Regions from separate parts of the Homo sapiens genome. Here region 2 is linked to region 1. A link is an interaction called in ENCODE POLR2A ChIA-PET data of the cell type or tissue named here. Cell type or tissue: OCI-LY7. All regions are shown on one strand. Links, peaks and the distances in the headings refer to the core of each region. The heading gives the core; the rest is flanking DNA. Region 1 overlaps IST1 (IST1 factor associated with ESCRT-III). Region 2 overlaps AP1G1 (adaptor related protein complex 1 subunit gamma 1).

What was found. ChIA-PET counts read pairs that join two places held together with the same protein. Peaks named below come from ENCODE experiments on the same cell type or tissue, not always from the same donor. Only the 100,000 strongest peaks of a DNase experiment are listed, where the experiment ranks them.
Region 2: POLR2A ChIA-PET joins it to region 1 with 19 read pairs; 27 of 35 experiments call an interaction of 5 or more read pairs at or near these places.

Annotation. Positions count from the first base shown.
Region 1 is chr16:71,898,995-71,901,494 of GRCh38, reverse strand. All of the region lies in intron 1 of IST1 (IST1 factor associated with ESCRT-III), which reads right to left. Among named protein-coding and RNA genes, the nearest start is that of IST1, 4.7 kb to the right of the region's middle. In OCI-LY7, for the core only: no CTCF peak of the experiment used is centred there; a DNase peak (open chromatin) is centred at 964.
Region 2 is chr16:71,790,652-71,802,411 of GRCh38, reverse strand. All of the region lies in intron 1 of AP1G1 (adaptor related protein complex 1 subunit gamma 1), which reads left to right. Among named protein-coding and RNA genes, the nearest start is that of AP1G1, 12 kb to the left of the region's middle. In OCI-LY7, for the core only: no CTCF peak of the experiment used is centred there; no DNase peak of the experiment used is centred there.

The sequences.
Region 1 (2,500 bases), core at 1-2,500:
ACACCTGTAATCCCAGCACTTTGGGAGGCCGAGGTGGGTGGATCACGAGGTCAGGAGATCGAGACCATTCTGGCTAACGCAGTGAAACCCCATCTCTACTAAAAACACAAAAAATTAGCTGGGTGTGGTGATGGGTGCCTGTAGTCCCAGCTATTTGGGAGGGTGAGGCAGGAGAATGGCGTGAACCCGGGAGGTGGAGCTTGCAGTGAGCCGAGATCGTGCTACTGCACTCCAGCCTGGGCGACAGAGCAAGATTCCGTCTCAAAAAAAAAGAAAAAAAACCAAAAGACTGACTTAATTACTATCTCAGAATTTGAACCTGTTTCCAAAGCTAAACATAACATAAACTTTGTTATCCTGTATGATTAGGAACATTAATTTTGGAAATAATAACCTAAAAGTTAATAAAATATTCTAGTCAACATTTACTATTCATATATACATTAACAAACATAAACAAATTTTTATACATATGTGATTATATACACATCACATACTAACATTGTCCAGTAAGTAATCTAAAATTCTTTTTGTGATTCAGACGTTACTCTAAAATCACTGTGCTTCAACATCTTTACTGTCATTCACTCACTCACCAAATATTTATTGAGTGCTATTCTATTAAGCACTGTGCTAAGCCACTGTCTACAACAGACATTCAAATGAGAGCTTCCCTAGCCTTCAAGGGGCTCACAATCAAATGGGTATAGCTGACATAAAAACAACTATAAGACAAGTAAGCAATTATAACATAAACTCTAAAAAATGGTTATGAACTAGTGACCACAATCCTAGTTCTCGGTATTCTGTTTATATACATATATACTTATCTTTATTAGTGTAACACCATTATTTTTATTAGTGTCACACATGGATCAGCAGCCCAATCCTTCACTTTACTCCAATTCTTAACACTGGCATAGCAAACCCATCTAGTTCCTCTTTTATCACTCAGCTCGCTGAGACTTCGCGAGCTAGTTAGCCTCCCCATCCTGAATAAGCAAAGTAAAACCATGGACTGAGTCCTTCCTCTTAGGATATCTGGAGGAGGAAAAGAATCAGAACTGCTGCCCAAAATAGTGAAGCTGCCCAGAAGTAGTGATCCTGAAAGCTCTATTCAAAGTAGTAGCAGCTAAAAGTAGCCAAAAAAAAAAAAAAAAAAAAAAAGACTTCCTAAGGGAGTAAACTCAGTGTTTGTAGCTCTAAAAGTACGAAGTGAGGAGGGGAGAGAGCAAGGTCAAGACTGGCTACAGACACTCCAATACGTACAAAAGCTTTTGGTTTTGACGTGTGTTATTTTATTTATTCTGATCTTTTTTTTTTTTTTTGAGACCGAGTTTCACTCTTGTTGCCCAGGCTGGAATGCAATGGTGCGATTTCAGCCTACTGCAACCTCCACCTCCCAGGTCCAAGCGATTCTCCTGCCTCAACCTCCCAGGTAGCTAGGATTACAGGTGTCTGCCATCACGCCCAGCTAATTTTTTTTTTTTTTTTTTTTGAGACAGAGTCTTGTTCTGTCGCCGAGGCTAGAGTGCAGTGGCGCAATCTTGGCTCACTACTACCTCTGCCTCAGCCTCCCGAGTAGCTGGGACTACAGGCACCCACCACCATACCCAGCTAATTTTTTATATTTTTAGTAGAGACAGGGTTTCACCGTGTTAGCCAGGATGGTCTCGATCTCCTGACCTTGTGATCCACCCGCCTCGGCCTCCCGAAGTGCTGGGATTACAGGCGTTAGCCACCATGCCCGGCTGTTCGCCCAGCTAATTTTTTCTATTTTTAGTAGAGACAGGGTTTCACCATGTTGGCTAGGCTGGTCTCAAACTCCTGACCTCAGGTGATCCACCCGCCTCGGCCTCCCAGAGTGCTGGGATTACAGGTATGAGCCACCACTCCCAGCCTGAGGTTTCTTTTGTTGTTGTTCTTATAAAAGAAGTAATTTGAACAAATTTTGGTATGACCACTGTATCGCAGTTATGAAGATGTGATGTTAGAGTAGAAACAGACACAATGAGGTGCTAGGACACATTTCCAAGATAATACAGCCCAATTCCTTTATCTTTTTAAAAATTTTTATTAGCAGAGATGGGGCCTTGCTATGTTGCCCAGGCTGGTCTCCCAACTCTTGGGCTCAGCAATCCTCCCGCCTCAACCTCCCGAAGTGCTGGGATTACAGGCATGAGCCGCCACACCTGGTGGTCCAATTCCTTTAGAAGCATTACATGTACAAGTGGCACAAAGTTCACTGTGTATTTTCACACTATAATAAAATCTTCACTGGTCAAACTAAGACTGAAAATTAATTTAAAAAAAAAACTGTAAGATCAACAGCATCATGTGTTATTCACAAGAAAATAAGGCTTCAGAATTCAGAGACCATCAAAATTTTCTTGAAGGAGCTATAAATACTGAAATGCACAGGCATAAAGAAAGTATCTTCATCTTGTTCTCAATAAAATTGAGATAAAAACATTATGGGAAATTCATTGGGTCTTTTACC
Region 2 (11,760 bases), core at 6,155-8,654, 110 kb after region 1:
GCCAGTAGCCTTAGCTGCCTGGGAGCCTGAGGCAGGAAGATCACTTGAACCCAGGAGTTCAAGGCTGCAGTGAGCTAAGACTGTGCCACTGCACTCCAGCCTGGGTGACAGAGATAGACTGTCTCAAAAAAAAGAGGTAAGTAAAAAACGCTTCTTTTGCTTCCTTTTAAGACTGAACACTTTTTCAGTTGTTTAGTTTTGAGGTTTAGTTAAATAGGTTCACTAACTTGAGCTGTAAAAACACTAATGGAACTCCTTTTACTTTGAGTTGTACAACTGTATAATCATTTATATAAGTTAGCTCTTTCAACCAAATACACATTGAGTATCTCTTATCTGAAATGCTTGAGACCAGAAATGTTTCATATTTTGGATTTTTTCAGATTTTGGAATATTTGCGTTACACCACTTGTACATCCCTAATCCTAAAATCCAAAATCTGAAACACTTGCAGAGCATTTTTTTCTTTTCTTTTTTTTTTTTTTTTTTGGTTACGGAGTCTCGCCCTGTCGCCCAGGCTGGAGTGCAGTGGCGCAATCTCGGCTCACTGCAAGCTCCGCCTCCCGGGTTCATGCCATTCTCCTGCCTCAGTCTCCAGAGTAGCTGGGACTGCAGGCGCCCGCCACCACGCCTGGCTAATTTTTTGTATTTTCAGTAGAGACGGGCTTTCACCATGTTAGCCAGGATGGTCGTGATCTCCTGACCTTGTGATCTGCCCGCCTCAGCCTCCCCTGCTGGGATAACAGGCGTGACCCACCGCGCCCGGCCTTGAAGAGCATTTCTTCAAGCATCATGTCAACAATCAAAAAATGTCAGGTTTTGGAGAATTTCAGATTTTGGATTAGGGATGTTTACCCTATAGTGTTTACCCTGTAGTGTTACATCATCTGTTCTATGACAGTCTTAATTTTAACCCCAAATTTTAACAGATTATGAATGAATTTACGCTTCAATATTTCTCTCAATGCTTAGTTAAGTACTGTACATACTCACGTAAGTGTACATAGGAATTTTTTGTTTTTACTAAAGAGAGATCATATTATTTATATTACTCTATGACACGCTTTTTTTTTTTTTTAACATGTCATGGTCAGTAAATATAATTCTTTTTTTTTGTTTGTTTGTTTTTTTTGAGATGGAGTCTTACCCTGTCACCCAGGTGGTGGGAATCTCCGCCTCCTGGGTTCAGTGATTCTCCTGCCTCAGACTTCAGAGTAGCTGGGATTATAGGCACCTGCCACCACACCCAGATAATTTTTGTATTTTTAGTAGAGATGAGGTTTCGCCATGTTGGCCTGGCTGGTATCAAACTCCTGACCTTAAGTGATCTGCCTGCCTTGGCCTCCCAAAGTGCTGGGATTACAGGCATGAGCCACCGCGCCCAGCCAATATAATTCATTTTTGTTTTGTTTTTTTGAGACGGAGTTTTGCTTTTGCTGCCCAGGCTGGAGTGCAATGGCGTGATCTCAGCTCACCGCAACCTCCGCCTCCCAGGTTCAAGTGATTCTCCTGCCTCAGCCTCCCGAGTAGTTGGGATTACAGACATGTGCCACCATGCCCCGCTAAGTTTGTATTTTTAGTAGAGATGGGGTTTCTTTCTTTTTTTTTTTTGAGACGGAGTCTCGCTGTGTTGCCCAGGCTGGAGTGCAGTGGCGCGATCCCAGCTCACTGCAAGTTCTGCCTCCCAGGTTCACGCCATTCTCCTGCGTCAGCCTCCCGAGTAGCTGGGACTACAGGCACCCACCACCACGCCTGGCTAATGTTCTGTATTTTTAGTAGAGATGGGGTTTCACCATGTTAGCCAGGATGGTCTCCATCTCCTGACCTCGTGATCTGCCCACCTTGGCCTCCCAAAGTGCTAGGATTAAAGGCGTGAGCCCCCGCACCCGACCCGAGACGGGGGGGTTTCTCCATGTTGGTCAGGCTGGTTTTGAACTCCCGACCTCACATGATCCTCCCACCTTGGCCTCCCAAAGTGCTAGGATTACAGGTGTGAGCCACCGTGCCTGGCCAATATAATTCTTTTTTTTTTTTTTTTTGAGATGGGGAGTCTTGCTCTATCACCCAGGCTAGAGTGCAGTGGTGCGATCTCGGCTCACTGCAAGCTCCACCTCCTGGGTTCACGCCATTCTCCTGCCTCAGCCTCCCGAGTAGCTGGGACTACAGGCGCCCACCACCACACCCGGCTAATTTTTTTGTATTTTTTTTTTTAGTAGAGACAGAGTTTCACCATGTTAACCAGGATGGTCTTGATCTCCTGACCTCGTGATCCACCTGCCTCGGCCTCCCAAAGTGCTGGGATTACAGGCGTGAGCCACCGTGCCCGGCAATATAATTCTTTATTATTATTTTTTTAAAAGATGACATTTTGCTATGTTGCTCAGGCTGATCTCGAACTCCTGGGCTTGAGCAATCTGCCTGCATCGGCCTCCCAAAGTGCTGGGGTTACAGGCGTGAGCCACCGCACCCAGCCAATATAATTTTTTATTATTATTATTATTATTATTATTTTTAAGATGGAACCTCGCTCTGTCACGAAGGCTGGAGTGCAGTGGCGCAGTCTCGGCTCACTGCATGCTCTGCTTCCTGGGTTCACGCCATTCTCCTGCATCAGCCTCCCGAGTAGCTGGGACTGCAGGCACCTGTCACCACACCCCGCTAATTTTCTGTATTTTTAGTAGAATTGGGTTTCACCATGTTAGCCAGGATGGTCTTGATCTCCTGACTTCATGATCCGCCTACCTTGGCCTCCCAAAGTGCTGGGATTACAGGTGTGAGCCACCGCTCCCAGCCTATTAGTTTTTTAATAAGAGATGAGATATAGCTGTATTGCTCAGGCTGGTCTCAAACTCCTGGACTTGAGCAGTCTGCCTCCTGTGGCCTCCCAAAGTGCTGAGATTACAGGTGTGAGCCACTGCACTCAGCCCACAGTAAATATAATTCTATCTTGTTCCTTTAAACAGTCCTATTGTGTCTTATAGCGTGGATGTACCATAATTTATTATTTTCCTGTGGACATTTAGATCATTTCTAGATTTTTGCCACTTAACAAAGTGCTACAATAAATATCCTTGTACATGCCGCCTTATATGCTGATGCTTTTATTTCTGTAGTCTCCAAAGGGGGAATTCTGGGTTAACAGAGAAATATATTTTAAATATTATTATTGCTAGATTACTCTCTAAATAGGTTATCATAATTTTCATCCCAAATAGCAGTAACTTCTCCATATCATGAAACCACTGGGTATAAATACATAGTTTAATTTTTACTAGTCTGCTAGATGATAAATGGGTCATGCAGTTTGTCTTAATTTTAACTTCCCTGTTACTGGGGCTAGCCTTATTTGATACGTATAATAGCCATTGGATTTCCTTTACCGAGAATTGTCTGCTCATGTCCTTGCTTCATTTTTCTTTCTCTTTTTTTTTCCTCCTGTAGGAGCGCTTATGGAATGTTAATTCTTTGTTATATGGCACGTGTATTTTTCTTGTCTTTCATTTATCCTTTTTTTTTTTCCTGGGAGACAGAGTCTCACCCTTGTCGCCCAGGCTAGAGTGCAGTGGTGTGATCTCGGCTCACTGCAGCCTCTGCCTCCTGGGTTCAAGCAATTCTCCTGCCTCAGCTTCCTGGGTAGCTGGGATTACAGGTGCCCGCCACCATGCCCGGCTAATTTTTGTACTTTTAGTAGAGACAGAGATTCGCCATGTTGGCCAGGCTGGTCTCAAACTCCTGACCTCAGGTGATCTGCCTGCCTCTGCCTTCCAAAGTGCTGGGATTACAGGCGTGAGCCACCGCACCACGCCCGGCCTCATTTATCTTTTAATCTTATTTATGTCACAGACATTTTCAGGTAATTATATATATCCCTCTTTTCCTCTTTGGTTTCTGAAACTGTCTTAGAATCCATTCCAGCTGGGTGCAGTGGCTCATGCCTGTAATCCCAGCACTTTGGGAGGCCGAGGCTGGCGGATCACGAGGTCAGGAGACTGAGATCATCCTAGCTAACAAGGTGAAACCTTGTCTCTACTAAAAATACAAAAAAATTAGCTGAGCGTGGTGGCACGCGCCTATAGTCCTGGCTACTCGGTAGGGTAAGGCAGGAGAATTGCTTGAATCTGGGAGGCAGTGTAGAGACACAGTCTCACTGTATTGCCCAGGCTGGTTTCTAACTCATGGCCTCAAGTGATCCTCCCACCTTGGCCTCTAAAGTGTTGGGATTACTGGCGTGAGCCACCGCACCCAGCCTTAACAGTTTTTGATGATAATTTTTCCTTGCTGTAGTGTGTGTCTGTTTGTTCAAGTTTATTTTAGGTCTTTCAACAAATATTTTATAGATTTCGTAGTTTTTTTCGTATAGTTCCTATACCTTTCTTACTAAATTTATTCCTACGTATTTTATTTTGACACTATTGTCAATGGGACTGTTTACCCTCCATTTCTAACTAGTTAATATCAGATACATTAATTAAAAGTAAATATTATACCATCTTTAATTTTCTTTGGACAACTCCCCCACTCTCCTTGTATATCCAGAATTAATAGAACTTGGATTCATGAAGAATATGCTAGGGAAAATTTGTCATCTTAGTATTAAGTAACTTTTTTTTTTTGAGACTGCGTCTTGCTCTGTCGCCCAGGCTGGAGTGCAGTGGCACGATCTCAGGTCACTGCAATCCCCGCCTCCTGGGTTCAAGCGATTCTCCTGCCTCAGCCTCCTGAGTAGCTGGGGTCACAGGCGTGCACCACTGCGCCCGGCTAATTTTTGTATTTTTAGTAGAGATGGGGTTTCACTATGTTGGTCAGGCTGGTCTTGAACTCCTGACCTCATGATCTGCCTACCTCAGCCTCCCAAAGTGCTGGGATTACAGGGGTGAGCCACCGTCTCCGGCTATATTAAGTAACTTTCTAATGTTTCTGCTTGTCATCCTAGGGAAGAGTACACTTAGATAAGTTTTTCTGGAATGAATGACACCTTACTAGGTTTGAAAGTTTACAGTTGCTTTATTTATACGTTTTTGTTAATTTGTTTGCTTTTTTTCAAAGCAAGTTTTATTCCAAGTTTTACATGCTCATTACTTGAAAGATAGCAGACTATATATAGAAGTTAAAAAGGCATCCATATTTACATCAGATAACCTCCTTCAACATTAATTATACCCTTTGGGTCATGTCTTTAAGCCAAATTTTCGTTTTGAGAATTTGATGATACTTCTTGAATTGAGAGTACTTTAGTATGGTTTTGCTAATAAGATTATGGTTGGGAGAATGAAATTTTTTTTTATTTCATTAGTGTCAGATTAGATGTTTGTCTTGTTTAGCGATCATTGTTTACTTGGCCTTTATTGCTTTTCATGCTTATATACATATACATACATATATATATATATATATAATTTTTTTTTTAAGAGTCAGGGTCTTGCTGTGTTGCCTAGGCTGGTCTTGAACTCCTGGAATCAAGCATTCTGCCCTCCTCGGCCTCCCAGAGTGCTGGGATTACAGGCCTGAGCCACTGTGCCCAGTCTGCTTTTTATGCATCTCAGTGCTGTTGAATTGTTCAGTAGGCATGTTTGCATTTATAGACATCTGCTTTTTAGATCTCAGTTCTGGTGAATTTTGGTTATGGATAATTAAGCATAAAATAAGATTCCTGTAATTACTGTGACAATTTAGGGAGAATTGAACTTAAGTCCTCTTAGAGGGATGCCAGCTGGCTGCCTAGACAGGGTGGGGTGGTATCTCAATGTGATCCTACATTCCACAGCCTATTCTTTAGCCTTGAAGATCCAGAAATTCCATTTTAGTAGTTCATCTCCTAGGGGTGATTGAGACCAATCAAACACACTGATTTGTAAGTTATAATAATACTGTAGTATTGTAATTCACAAGGGGGGGATATGCTTTTCTCCTGAATTACTTGTGTCTGCATTCCACAGGACACTATTCCTTGTATGGAGGTACTTGGGAGTTGAGGCGCTTAAGGAAGTATTTAATAATCAGAAAGTTGCACTGTGAGCCTGAAACAGACCATATAAAGTTGGTCTTGAGTGTTTTGTCATTTTAAGCCATGGTGAAACCTGATCAAAGAATTATGCTTGTCTTACAATGCTGTTTGCCTCTCTAAAGACCAGAATACTTATCCCCAGATTTATTTCATTGTATTATTATTATTTTTGAGACGGTCTTACTTCACAACCCAGGCTGGAGTGCAGTGATTCGATCTCAGCTCACTGCAACCCAAGTCCCCTTGGCTCAAGTGATCCTCCCACATCAGCCTCCCGAATAGCTAGGACTACAGACGCATGCGCCACCACTCCCAACTAATTTTTGTATTTTTAGTAGAGACTGGGTGTCGCCATGTTGCTCAGGCTGGTCTTGAACTCCTGGACTTGAGCAGTCTACCTGCCTCGGCCTCCCAAAGTGCTGGGATTACAGGCGTGAGCCACCACGCCTGGCCTATCCCCAGATTTAATCTCTCCTATTCAAACAGTGAAGTTCTAACTCTGGTCTTTTCCGTTTATTCACTGTAGACCATTTCCCTTCTGTGAACACATTTCTTCATATAGGGGAAATAGGTATGCACCCCTCTACTCCCCTCAAAAGAAAGAAAACCACAAAAACACAGGCAGTGAGAAAACCAGCTAGGCTAGATCAGTGTAATGATAGCCAGAATAAGATGTATTGTAAAGTAAAAGTCTGATTGAAGCATAATACAATCAGTTGATTTGATTTAAGCTTTTCTAGTGTCACATTCTAGTCATAGTATTTTGCAGGTTGTAAATGGCGTTAAAGCAACTCAGATATACATATGAAATAAAAATCTGAAATAGGGGTTCTGTATGGCCCATAATATAAAAATATAGGCCATCTGGAGAATGCAAGAGGGAAAGCATGGTAACTTCTTTGGAGGGTTTTGCCTGATGTTAACTTACATCCCTTGAACATTCTCAGCTAGACTGACATTCTGTGACTGACACAGTAGTCAATGGTGAAGTTAATTGAAGTCTTGCTTATTTGCTTGGGTCTTTTCTCATTGTTTAGCCAGAAAGACTTCTTCAAGTACAATCTTTGTTGGATAGAAAAATAGGTGATTTTAATGTTGAAAAGTTAAGTTTTAGAATTTTGTTTTTAGATTTAGAGCTCAAATAACTTGAGGTCTGTTAGGGGAAGACTGACCACATAGTTGCAGAAGCTCCAGCTTTTTGGTTGTGTCCTTGATAGTTGGCTGTCAGTAGCTGAAAGTGCACAGTGGGCAGTGTGAGTTCTAAAGCAGGGAGAACGTTATCTGGGCAGGGTAGAAGAGAGAACTGGGTTGAGTTCTGACACCCTTTTTCCATAGCTGTTGGTGAGCAGCTGGTACACCTTTATTTTGTGTGCTTTGGAAAGGACAATTCAATTTTTTTAAAGATATTTTAGCATTTAGGATTTAATAAATATAGTATTTATCAAGTTTGTATTCTTATAGGAGGATACAAGAGTGAACAAGGCAAATGAAGATCTAGCCTTAGGGAGCTTGTATTTAGTGGGAAAAATAGGCATTTCAAAGTAAAAAAAAAAAAAAAAAAAAAAAAAAAAAGCACTTCTCATGGCCTGAGAATGGTATTGCTGTATGAGAAAAATCTTTATCCTTAAAGGGATTTGTGGAGATGTTGGAAAATAGCCATCTTCACCATTTTGGCCATAAATTTTAGGAGAATTGAAACATGCACACATTATTTTTTTCTTCTATTTACATTTTTTTCCTTTAGTTTGTTTATAATTTTGATTCTTTGGGCATATAAAGTAATCTTATTTAGTTTAAGCTCCAAAACCCAATTTTGCTTAACCATTTTGGATAGAAATTTTTCTAAAATGAATTTTATGTTTCCTTTTTTCCTCTGTTTTTATCATTATTTATCATATAACTGTTAATAAAAACTGAAACACATTAATCTATAATCCGTGTCCCTTAAGTCAGACTTTTAATATTTTTGTGTTCGCTTTCCATCCTTGTTTTAAGAGATGTTTTTATTATTTGCTTTAAAAAAACAGGACAAAGAGGGACATTTTATTTTGTTATAGTGTACAAGCCATAATGAATATAAAATATGGAACACTTAAGCATAGAGTGAAACCATCGAAATACTAAATGTAAGTGGTTATATGTAAATGGAGAAATTGACAGAAGCACAATCATAGTGGTAGACTTTAACATACCTTTCTCAGTCTTTGATGGGTCAGGTAGTTAAATTAGTAAGGGCAGATGGTATCTGAACTGTAAGATTTTTAGAAGTTGGTTATAATACAGATATAATTTTGTATTCATGTTTTTTCCCTGTGCATTGAATGTTAAATGTTAATCTTATTTTAACCACTTCTTGGAGAATCAAGGTCTTTTTATAAAACCACATTATGGTCCAGGTGCGGTTGCTCATGCCTGTAATCCCAGGGCTTTGGGAGGCCAAGGTGGGTGGATCACTTGAGCTCAGGAGTTTGAGACCAGCCTGGGCAACATGATGAAACCTCATCTCTAAAAAAAATACAAAAATCAGCCAGTCAGCCTGGTGTGGTGGCTTGCGCCTGTAGTCCCAGCTACTTGGGGAGCTGAGGTGGGAGGATCGCTTGAGCCAAGGAGGCAGAGATTGCAGTGAGCCAAGGAGGCAGAGATTGCAGTGAGCCGAGATCGCACCACTGCACTCCAGCCTGGGTGGCAGAGTGAGACCCTGTCTCAAAAAGAAAGCAAAAAACAACAACAAAAACTATATTGTGGTACTGTTTATAATTTATTGGTGCTCTTAGGACCTTAGTGGGAGTTGGCTACTTTTTGGTTACACACTAAGTAGCTCCAGACTGTTTTAAAAATGCTTGTTTCTGCTGTATATAGGTTTTTATTTATTTGTTTGTTTTTGTTGCTGCTTTTGTTTCTTCCCTTGGTGTTGGGTGACATTTTTAACTATCATAGATACCCTTTTCTAAAGCAGTTTCTATCTCCTGGGTCCACCCTCCTCCCCTCTTTCCCTTACAGTTTTCTGATTTGTAGCTTCTATTCCAGAACGGGCTGAATGAGGACTTCTATCTGGAGTAAAGTAGATGTTATAGTGTGTTGATGTGTCACTCTCTATATTGGCTGCTTGAGATAATAAAAATGTGTTTTTGGATTCTCAGCTATGTTCTGTATAGTTTCATTACTGTGTTCCGGACTTTTTAAAAAAAGGTTGGAGTTTATTATTGTTATTTGTTTTGTTTGTTTGCTTTTTCTGTTTTTTGAGACAGGATCTTGTGCCATCGCCCAGGCTGGAGTGCAGTGGCCTGATCTCAGCTCACTGCAGCCTCACTCCTAGGCTCAGGTCATCCTCCCACCTCAGCCTCCCAAGTAGCTGGGACCACAGGTGCATGCCACCATGCCTGGCTCATTTTGTTTATGTTCTGTAGAGACAGGGTTTCAGCATGTCGCCCAGGCTATTCTTGAACTCTTGGGCTCAAGCGATCTGCTCGGGTCTGTGTCCCAAAGTGCTGTGATTGCAGGTGTGAGCCACCGTGCCCAGCCTCACTTGTAATTCCTTTTTTTTTTCTTTCTTTTTGACAGAGTCTCGCTCCGTCACCCTGGCTGGAGTGCAGTGGTGCGATCTTGACTCACTGCAATCTCCACTTCCCGGGTTAAAGCGATTCTCCTGCCTCAGCCTCTGTAGGAGCTGGGATCACAGGTGTGCGCCACCACGCCTGGCTATTTTTTGTATCTTTAGTAGAGACGGGGTTTTGCCATGTTGGCCAGGCTGGTCTCGAACTCCTGACCTCAGGTGATCCACCCATCTCAATGCTCCCAAAGTGCTAGGATTACAGGTGTGAGCCACTGCACCCGGCCTCCTCACTTGTAATTCTTTAACTTCCTGTTACTTCCAATGCTTGGTTCCTGTGGTGTGCCTCCTTCCTTTCAGTGCTTTGGCCAAAATACGGACTCACATTTCTTTGTTTTTCAGGGTTGGAAAGGGCTGGGATTTTCAGAATAGACTTTCTTATATATCTAGGGTAGAAATAAGTAAAAATTCCTGAAGATTTGTCATTGCCCTTCTCCACATATGTTAAGCATTATCTTCTCTTTCAGTCTGATTTTACCAGTTTAGAATGCCAAAAGGGACATAGCTTAACTGGTGGCTTTTTTGACCTGCCTGTGTTTGGAGGGCACGGTCTTTCAACCTGCCATACTGAAACTCCTGTGTAGACATCTTGACACCTTTATGGTTCAGATTAATAGAACCTTATTTTAGCCTTCCATCCCCCATAGTTCACGTCTCTAGTTTATTGACTCCGAAAATGACTTCATTTTTGAGGTGAGACTACCTTCAGCCATCCCTTGTATAAGAGTTTAGTGTTGGCCTGGCGTGGTGGCTCACACCTGTAATCCCAGCACTTTGGGAGGCCAAGGCGGGTGGATCACCTGAGGTCAGGAGTTCGAGACCAACCTGACCAACATGGTGAAACCCTGTCTCTACTAAAAATACAAAAATTAGCCAAGCATGGTGGTGCATGCCTGTAATACCACCTACTTGGGAGGCTGAGGCAGGAGAAGTGCTTGAACCCAGGAGGTGGAGGTTGCAGTGAGCCGAGATTGCGCCATTGCACTCCAGCCTGGGCAACGAGCGAAACTCCACCAAAAAAAAAAAAAAAAAAAGTCAGAGTTTAGTGTTAGCTTTTATAGGCCCAGCCGTGTGACCATATCTTAATATACCCATTACACACAACTTTTTTTTTTTTTTTTTTTGAGACAGGGTCTCACTCTGTCACCCAGGATACAGTGTCACAGCTTACTGCAGCCTCAGCCTCTAGGGCTCAGGCTATCCTCCTGCCTCAATCTCCTGAGTAGCTGGGACAGTAGTCGTGTGCCACTATGTTTGGCTAACTTTTTTTTATTATTTGTAGAGACAGCGTTTCCCTATCTACATACAACATTCTTCACAAGATTTTACAGTAATGTTTTGTTACTTGAGTGGTTAAATATGCCTTTAAGCAGGTTAGAATAACTAGTAATTTTCTCAGGTATATATTCTATAACTGATCAAATAGGTCTCAATTGTTTAGTTCAAGGGCTTTTTTGTTTACTTTAAAATAAACTCTTTAAAGTTAACATATGGTAAAATTGACTCTTCTGGTTTATTGTTTTACAGTTCTGTGAGGATTTTTTGTTTTTGTTTTTTTTGTTTTTTTTTTTTGTTTTTTTGAGACAGTCTTGCTCTGTTGCCCAGGCTGGATTGCAGTGGTGTGATCTTGGCTCACTGCAGTCTTGCCTCCCAGGCTCAAGCAATCCTCCTCCCTCAGTATCCCAAGTAGCTGAGCCTACAGGTGTGTGCCACCATGCCCAGCTAATTTTTGTATTTTTTGTAGAGACAGGGTTTTGCAATGTTGGCCAGGCTGGTTTCGAACTTCTGACCTCAGGTGATCTGCCTGCCTTGGCCTCCCAAAGTGCTGGCATTAAAGGCGTGAGCCACTGTGCCCAGCTGGTGTGTCCTATTTTCATAATGATGTCCTTTGGAGAGCAAAAATTTTAAACTTTGATAGGGTACAGTTATTAAGTTTTTCTTTTATACTTTGTGGTTGTGTGTGAAGTCTCTCTGTTTAACCTGTTTGCAAAGATTTTCCTCTGTGTTTTCTTCTGGAAGATTTTTAGTTTTAGCTTTGACTTTTAGGTTTGTGATCCATTTTTAGTTAATTTTTGTGTATTGTGTGTGGTTAGGATTGAGGTTAATTTTTTTCCCCCATGGAGAGAAATAGTTGCCAGCACCATTC